3 separate regions of the Homo sapiens genome follow, and regions 1 and 3 are each linked to region 2. Evidence: chromatin contacts called from ENCODE Hi-C or POLR2A ChIA-PET data. All regions are on one chromosome and are shown on one strand. The core of a region is the stretch at or near the end of the contact, and the rest is flanking DNA. Distances in the headings are between cores, read along the strand shown.

The links. Hi-C counts contacts between places; a loop is a spot of excess contacts on that map. ChIA-PET counts read pairs that join two places held with the same protein, here RNA polymerase II (POLR2A). Pooled maps may share reads with other maps.
Region 1: a loop to region 2 is called in a map of naive thymus-derived CD4-positive, alpha-beta T cell, with 4 times the contacts of the local background. The contact joins two enhancer-like sites. A Hi-C loop is called at or near these places in 3 of 168 maps with a recorded cell type or tissue (HepG2, mucosa of descending colon and naive thymus-derived CD4-positive, alpha-beta T cell) and 5 of 50 pooled maps. POLR2A ChIA-PET finds 5 or more read pairs at or near these places in 5 of 52 experiments (T-cell, activated CD4-positive, alpha-beta memory T cell, activated T-cell and 2 more).
Region 3: a pooled map shows a loop between it and region 2 (3-fold over the local background). The contact joins two enhancer-like sites. A Hi-C loop is called at or near these places in 6 of 50 pooled maps. POLR2A ChIA-PET finds 5 or more read pairs at or near these places in 2 of 52 experiments (activated T-cell and activated naive CD4-positive, alpha-beta T cell).

Annotation. Positions count from the first base shown.
Region 1 is chr3:31,287,608-31,290,307 of GRCh38, reverse strand. No RefSeq gene overlaps it. Among named protein-coding and RNA genes, the nearest start is that of MIR466, 130 kb to the right of the region's middle. Within about 2 kb of position 1,389, at least 5 of the 41 ENCODE cell types and tissues checked have a DNase peak (open chromatin) inside an H3K27ac peak, as active enhancers do.
Region 2 is chr3:31,212,859-31,215,558 of GRCh38, reverse strand. No RefSeq gene overlaps it. Among named protein-coding and RNA genes, the nearest start is that of MIR466, 52 kb to the right of the region's middle. RefSeq lists an enhancer at 2,212-2,700. Within about 2 kb of position 1,423, at least 2 of the 41 ENCODE cell types and tissues checked have a DNase peak (open chromatin) inside an H3K27ac peak, as active enhancers do.
Region 3 is chr3:31,105,122-31,107,821 of GRCh38, reverse strand. No RefSeq gene overlaps it. Among named protein-coding and RNA genes, the nearest start is that of MIR466, 55 kb to the left of the region's middle. Within about 2 kb of position 1,446, at least 4 of the 41 ENCODE cell types and tissues checked have a DNase peak (open chromatin) inside an H3K27ac peak, as active enhancers do.

The DNA.
Region 1 (2,700 bases), core at 140-2,639, 75 kb before region 2:
AAACAAAACAAAACAAAACAAAACAAAACAAAACCCACATGCTCAGAGAGGCCAAGAAGAATCTAGACAGACAGGCCTTGCTAGGTTTCCTTCTCGGGTTCTTAGCATTAGATCACACCCTTTTTGTCCAGTCATATTTCGACACGGCTGTCCATATTTCGTTAAACCTCAGTGTAAAAATGGACCATTTCTTCTGTATCTTTGGGTCTTCATTCTGAAGGCTCCTGTGTCACGTGAAACTATCATCAAATACATTTGTATGCCTTTTCTCCTATTAATCTTCCTCTTTTCAGCAAATCTTCAAAGGGAGAAGGAGAAGTTTTCCTTTGGTCTTTACAGTCTGTTGGTCCTGAAACACCAAAAGCCCACTGTGAGAAGCAGAGACAGCAGAGGCAGGAGTTGGCAGGGAAGACTCCAGTGCTCTCGGTGTCAGTGGGGGAGGTGGGCTGACCCTTTTCTTCTAAGGTTTGTGACCTCAAGGCTCATGTTTTGTAGAGTTCACAGAGAGGCAGTTTCCCAAGAGGGATGATAACATGCTTCATTTCCTGTATGGTAGTAGGGGTAGGCAGGGGGCCTGGCGACGAGGGCTTGGGCCTCTTCTAATTTGACGTGAAGACATTAAAGAGATGGGAACATATTTGTGTTGGAGTGTTAAGAAGCTCTCCAAACCAGTTACAGTCATAACTCTTAGGAAGGAGCTGTTTAGAGAAAATGTTAGCCATGTCCCTGGTTTTCAAATGGAAAGAATCAAGTGTGCACTCTTCTGATTGACCCATGGGATTCCTGCAAGGCCTCCAGAAGAACAATGGCTGGAGCAAAGGGTATAATATTTTAAGGGAAAATTGCTTTTATTCAGGCAAAACTACCAAATTTTGTTCATATTACAAAATAGAAAAAAAAAATCTTGCAGATATTTAATGACATGGAAAATCGTTCTCAACGTAGTGGCAAATGAAAAAAGCAAGTTTATTACTAGGATGTTCAGTGTGATCTCCTTTTGCAACCCTAAACAGATAGATCTCTGCAGAGAAAAAAGTCTAGAAAGATGTATTCCAACATGCTGGCACGTGCTTACTCTTTGTTTGTTGTAATAAAGGGCACTTTTTATTTTTCCATTCTGCCTCTCTGTGCTGTTTGAATATTTTTATGACAAACATGTATTGCTTTTATAGTAAGAAAAATGTGCAACATAGGTTTTTATTTTTAAAAACGGGAAGCAAATCTAAACAACAACAAAAAGCCCTGCTGCCTTTGTGTTCAGGATGGTAGAAGATAGTAAGGCCCTTTCATCTAATGGGAGTGTAGATGTCAGGGCTGGAGGATAATGACTCAGAGCCGGTGGAAATGCGGCCGGTGGAACAAGTTTCAAACAGGAAAGTGCTTGTGGGGTGACCTCTGGGGTCAGCCACAGAGCTTACTGCAGATTCCACCAAAAAAGTAAGAAGATCCAAAAGGGCAAGGCGTAGGGTCTGTCGGGCGGGTGTGTCCCAGTTTAAACAAAGCTGCTTTGATGTGCTTCCCAGCGGGCAGGCACAGGAATGCAAGGCCCTGCTCTGTCTTGCAGCCAAGAGGGAGTTATAAACATCCATCTGCAAGGGAAGATCCATCAGCTCCTATCAACCACACAGGAAAGATTTACAGGTAATGTTTTCCTCCCATACAGAAGTGTGATTAAGCAAATTCTTGGAAGGGTTTGTTGTTGTTGTTTTTGTTCTTTCCTCTTTCCTACACTGTAAATAGAGATGCTTTTTCTCTCATGCCTCGTGATGTTTATAATGACTTTTATAGACACGTACTGATGTTCAGTGCTTACGGTGTGCTTTCCTCACATCTGTCAGGAGAACCAGGCGTGTAGAATATGTAATCCCCCATTCTGAGATAAGCAGGGACAGTTTAGGCCTTAGGGGTCTGGTCTGTGCTGGAGATCGGCTGGCCCAGGGCTCCACCTAGCCCGTCCCCAAGTCGGGGTTGACTATGTGGTGAGGAAGAGAACACACCATGACCGCCATACTTTGGAGCAATGAACTAAGGGAATGCCTTGGGAGGGAATGGGGGTCTGTTTTACCGCCAATTCTCTTTAAAAGCCTTTTTTATTTAGATAGCTGTAATAGGATGCCAAGAGCTTGAGCTGGAGAGGGACAGTTCTGCCATAGACTGGTGGTGTGATCTTAAAAAATTTAGTTAATTTTTCTGAGACTTAACTTTTGACACCTGTAAAACAGATTACCTTCTTGTGTCTGGAGGCTGTACCAAAGTATGTAAAAATAAGGCAGCTAGGAGCCACCTACTCTGGCATTCCAGAGTGGAGGGCTAGCCATGCTACCTAAGCAGGACCTGCAAAGGAGGTGCAAACCCTGTCTGAGAACCACCCAAGAGACAGTGCCTAGAAATATGTGTCCTTCCTTCAGAACCTCAACTGCAGAAACCCAAAGGGGAGAGACTAACACTGGTTCACTCTCTAAGGGAATGAATCAGCTCTGTCTTCTGCTTATTCAGGACACATGGGAGAGGGAACCAAATTAAAGGTTACCTGGGAAGAGGGCTGGTGGGAAGAGAGAGTCTGCGTGGAGTGGCCTGCTGGAAGCCAGGGGAACCGTAGGAGGCTGGGAGGAGGTGACACTGTCCTTATTAAGGAAAAAAACAGGTAAAAAAATCCCAGTGATGGTCTGGGGTAGGGGTAGTGGTGTCTCTGAAGAATCC
Region 2 (2,700 bases), core at 174-2,673:
CCTTTTGCAACACCCCTCCACCTCCATCACTGACCGAGATGCCTGAAAATTCAATAACATCCTATTATCTCTGCTGGGCAACTTGCCAGCTAGAAGCTCAGAGGACTGGTCACTTTGTTTTGGGGACACTGCCTTTCTTGCTTGTTGCATTCTTGCAAACCTGTGGAAACACTGAATCCCTTTGCACTGCCTGGAAAGTCATTCTTTGTATTGATTCTTTTTTCTTTTTTCCATTTCTGGCTTGGGGTACAATGAAGGCACAATATATTTCGCCAAATCTTAAAACCTTAAAGCAATTTGTGCATCCAATTTTGGGGCTGCCTTTTTCTTCCAGAAAGTTCCCTGAGGCTATCTCATATAAAATCTTACTTTGAATAACATATTTGGACACATTGATGAAAACATTCCTTTAGTGCATTGCCAGTTGCCAGATTGGAGAAAAAGACTTCAGGAGAAAAGGAGGGAATATTTTAAATTTGCTTTTGACTGTGGCTTCAAGGAGTAATAATCACCCATTACTTTGGATCAGAATCTTCCAATGACTCAAGAGCACATATTTTTATCATTTGCTTTCTGTACTCTCATCCTCTTTATCCCATGTTACTCTGTTCCTGTGAGAGTTGGGGGGCAAGGAAAAAATGTAAGGAAGGGGTAGAGGTGAGAGAATTTAAATGGGAAGTCTGATTCCTTTTTATTTTTTCATAAAGTGCCACACATGCAAGTCCATGAGTATCTCAACAAATCTGTCCCCCACATCCAATGCATCTTTTGTACTGACAAGGAGAGGGGGTTGGAAATGTCATCTGTAGCCAGCTTATATCCTGTCAGTGTTAAGGTTTTATTCTTGTGACTTTATAGTTCTCAAACTCTTTTTAAGGGTCACTGGAGGGTGATCTTTTGTTTAAGAGATGGGTTAGGGGAGGGAGTGGGTTTGTGTGTGCCTCTTGGTCTATAATAATTATGGCTGACATCGAACTTAGAAAATAGGTTAATTTCAAGAAATTCTTTTAATTTCTTAATTAAATAAGAAACAACAACCATTAGTTTATTTTAAAATAAACGTTAACGATTAAATACGAATTTTTAATGTAGATCCCTTTTACTGATTTAGGGCAAAGAGACCTTCTTTCACTAGGAGTTGTTTCCTCTAACTCAGTTCACCTCCTATTGTATCTCATCTCTGGCTTCTGAAATCTTACTCCTATTTTAATGGCTGGCTCAGGATTTCCTGTCTACTGTTTCTTCCATCGCTGATAGAGTTTCCCTTCATCTGCAGCGACCACACATACTCTAATTAACTGCCCAGGATTGCTATGTTAGAGGAATGGGGTGGAATCTAGCAAAGTGTAGCAAATTATTTTTATCTCCTACTCCCTGTTAAGCAGCAGTTGTTATTCTATTATCTGTGTTTTGAATCTAGCTGTTTGATCCTCAAAGTCTAAAAGTAGCTTCTGTGCAGTTTTATGGTGGTATGGCTGTTACTTGCTGCTATAAATTCCTCTGGTTGAGCCACATCCGCTTGCCACATCCTGAAAATACACTCAACTATATTTTCCCATGCACACCTATATATTGTGGCGGCCTGTAGTGACATTGCTTTTTTTTTTTTTTTTTTTTTTTTGAGATGGAGTTTCGCTCTTGTCACCCATGCTGGAGTGCAGTGGCATGATCTCGGCTCACTGCAACCTCAGCCTCTCAGGTTCAAGCTATTCTCCTGCCTCAGCCTCCTGAGTAGTTGGGATTACAGGTGTGCCACCACGCCTGTCTATTATTTTTGTATTTTTGGTAGAGATGGGGTTTTGCCATGTTGGCCAGGCTGGTCTTGAACTCCTGACCTCAGGTGATCCACCTGCCTCGGCCTCCCAAAGTGCTGGGTTTACAGGCGTGAGTCACTGCACCTGGCCAACATTACCTCTATACACATTTATTTTTCCCTTCCTCACAAACCCGCCAGTTCTGAATCAACAGCAAGTACAACATTGCCATTTCTCGCACACCATGCTGACCTTGTTGTTTCTTATTTAGCTAATGATGTGTTACAGTTGGCATTTCACTGGGAGGTTTGCAAGAGTCAGTCTCTCTTTTTCTAGTGCTACAATTAGATTCAACAAGAGAGAAGAGTGCTGTGATGGGAAAACTTTACATTCTCAGACATTATTTCCATCTGGGCATTTTGAAAAGATGAAGAGCAGGCTTGTCATTATGTCTCCATCTGATAATGTGGTTAATGTATCCTTCATAAAGCTCAGCTTAAATAGGGAAAAACAAGGGAATTGCAATGGTGCATTTCCATGACTTCTGATGGCAACACTCTAATTCTTCTGCCTTGTTGTCTTTAAGCAAAGAAGGGAGGAGATGGGAAGAGGAAAAAGAGATAATGTAAAAGGTAGGCAAAGGGAATGGCTTGGATGTGCTCATACCTGAGGCAGGAACAGGTTGAGGTTAGTACAGTGCTATCGAGTTTCTTATGTTACCTTCCTTCTGCTCTTGCTATTGACTTTGCTTTCTCCTAATTCTGGCTTGCTCGTGATTCCTCATGGCTTCTAAAGGTATTTCATGGCCTTCTTTGATGTACACTGTCATCGTCTTCTCTTACTCATTTCCTGTTTCAAATATCTGAGGAAGAGAATCTGACTGGCATAACTTTTTTTTTTTTTTTTTGACAAAGTCTTGCTCTGTCACCAGGCTGGATTGCAGTGG
Region 3 (2,700 bases), core at 197-2,696, 110 kb after region 2:
GATTTATTCATTTAAAAATCAATTCGTAGAAGCGATTTAAATAAAATGTACTTTTGGCCATTAGTCTATAATATGCATTGCAAAGATTAGCTTCAAGTATATTTGTCTTTAAACTCTGCATTAGGTTTATCCATATAGAAGTTCTATACGGGGGATTATTTTGTGTTACATTTACTAAGGATACCCAAATCCCAAAGTATAAAAGCATGATCTTATATTTTTCTAATATTTTCTATTTTTCTTTTACATTTATTTGTAAGTTTTTATTCATCAGAATTTATTTTTGTGTATGACATAATAATAGATATATGTACAAGAATCTTTTGAAGTATTGTTTGTAGCAATAAAGTTAGGAAACAACATAAATGCTCTTTATTAAGGGAGGAATTATATATATTTTGGTAAATCTATACCATAGGGCACTATATAACCTCCTAAGAAACAGGTTCAAACCTATTGATATGGAAGTATGTCTTTGTTGTATTAATAGAGGATGAATTTCAGAGAAATGTATACACTATGCACTGTGAGGACTTATGATTAAGGCCACGTAGATTGTGTATTGCTAACTCCATAGGACAGTGATATGATTGGCATCCCTTGAGTTAGGCAATATAGTAATTCTCTTCACTGTACCACCCTAGTCACTGACATAGGTGATGCATACTCTGTTGATCTTTTGTGAGTTTCCCTTATCTTGTTTTCGCTTTTGGTATACTTCTGCAGTTTCTCTTTCTTAGTGAAACCCTCACTGGGGTTTCAAGAAAGCTGGAGGCTGGCTTTATTCCAAGGCATCTAATAGTACCATGGAACATATGCAGGCTTCCTCACTAGACTGCAGTGTACAGACCCACTTCCACCCTAGCCTCTCTTTTCACTTTGTGAATGTGAGAGCCCACAGCAGGTTCCTACTTTTTGACCTCTCCAGGCAGAATCAGGCACTATTCTCCCCTTCCCTCCACACTCCTAACTCTTGGGATCATATATCAGATTCTCCAAGAATATTATCAAGCTTGTTATGGGGACAGTCTTGGGTGGGCCTATGAGTTTTTACAGCTTAGTAACTATCCATCTTGGAACTGTATACAGGGAAGAACAAGATAGGCAGGAGGTAGTTAGAGGCGAGGGAAGAAAGAGAATGTTATAATAGAAAATTATGGCCTGCTTACTGTGGCAGATAGAATTATTGATCCCAACACTCTCCTATAGGAGGTGTACACAGCAAGCATACCTCACCTCCTTTGCTGTGGTCTCCTCATGGTCAAGATGCATTTCCTTGCCTTTCTAACTTGGGATTGTCCATATAGTTTGCTTTGGACATAAGATCTTACTGGACATAGATTGTGTCAAGGCTTGAAATATTCTAGCATGACTGGGCTTGCTCTATTGCGCTGCACATCTGCTATTATCCTGGAAGAACTTGCCCCAGGGAGCCCTCTTGTGCCAGAAGAATGAGTCAGGTGAAGTAGAGTGAATTGAAGTCCTAGCCTGCAGTCAAGTCTACATAAAAAAGAATGAAATCGTGTATTTTGCAGCCATGAGTAGAACTGGAGGCCATTATCTTAAGTGAAACAACTCAGAAACAGAAAGACAAAGACTGCATGTTCTCACTTGTAAGTGGGAGCTAAATAATGTGTACCCATGGACATAGAGTGTAGAGTGGTAGACACTGGAGACTCAGAAGGGTGAAGGGGTCGGAGAGGGGTGGATGATGAGAAATTACTTAATGGGTACAACGTATATTATTCAGGTGATAGATACACTGAAAACAAACTTCACCACTACACAATGTATCCATGTAACAAAATTGCACTTGTACCCCTTATCAAAAAAAAAAAAAAGTCAGCCTAGCTGACACCATCCTCAATCTGTGATCCCTGATTGATCTAAAACACACAAATGAGAAAGAAATGCTTGCTGTTGTAATTCACTGAGTTTTGGCATGGTTTCTTGTGAAGCATTCTTGTGAAAATGATTGACTGATTTTTCCTTTATTCTATGAAAACACAATCCTAATTTTATTGAGGCAACAAATAACCTCAACTAAAATAATACATTTTTAAGATTTCTTAATTGCTAAGTGTGTCAGTGTGACTAAGTTTTGGCCAGTGGGATGAAATGCTGAATCAGATTTCTGAGAAATCTGATTAAAAGGAACTGACTCAGCTGAGACATATACTCCTTTTGCCCTTTCCTCCTTCCTTCTTGCTTCCAACTTCACACATGTGAAAACCGCAACTTCAGTGGCCATCTTTGAGTCATAAGGCATCTTTGGGCTGGAAGCTAAGCTCTAGGATGGTGAAGGAGAAAAAGAAGAGCCTCAGTCTTTGATGACTGTGAACCACCGTAACATTCTAAATTGCATACCTCCAGACTTCTCTCATTTAAAAGAAAAAAATTCTACCTTGTATGAATCACTCCTAATTCTAATTGATAGTGTAGTATAATGTTGAATGAGAATGTAGATTAAAACTATCTATGCTAATACTACAAATACATTAAAATAGAATATCTGTAAGAACAAGGACTAGAAGTTAGTAGGGTCAAATGATAACAATGATTTTATTATGTGAAGGTCAATATTTGCTGAGTGATGAATAATTATTGTCAGTCTGAATGAAAAGGCAGTATGCCAGGAGGTAGCTAAACCACCAGGCTGGATAGAAAACTAGTTTTGGCTTTTAGCTTTAGTTTTGAGCA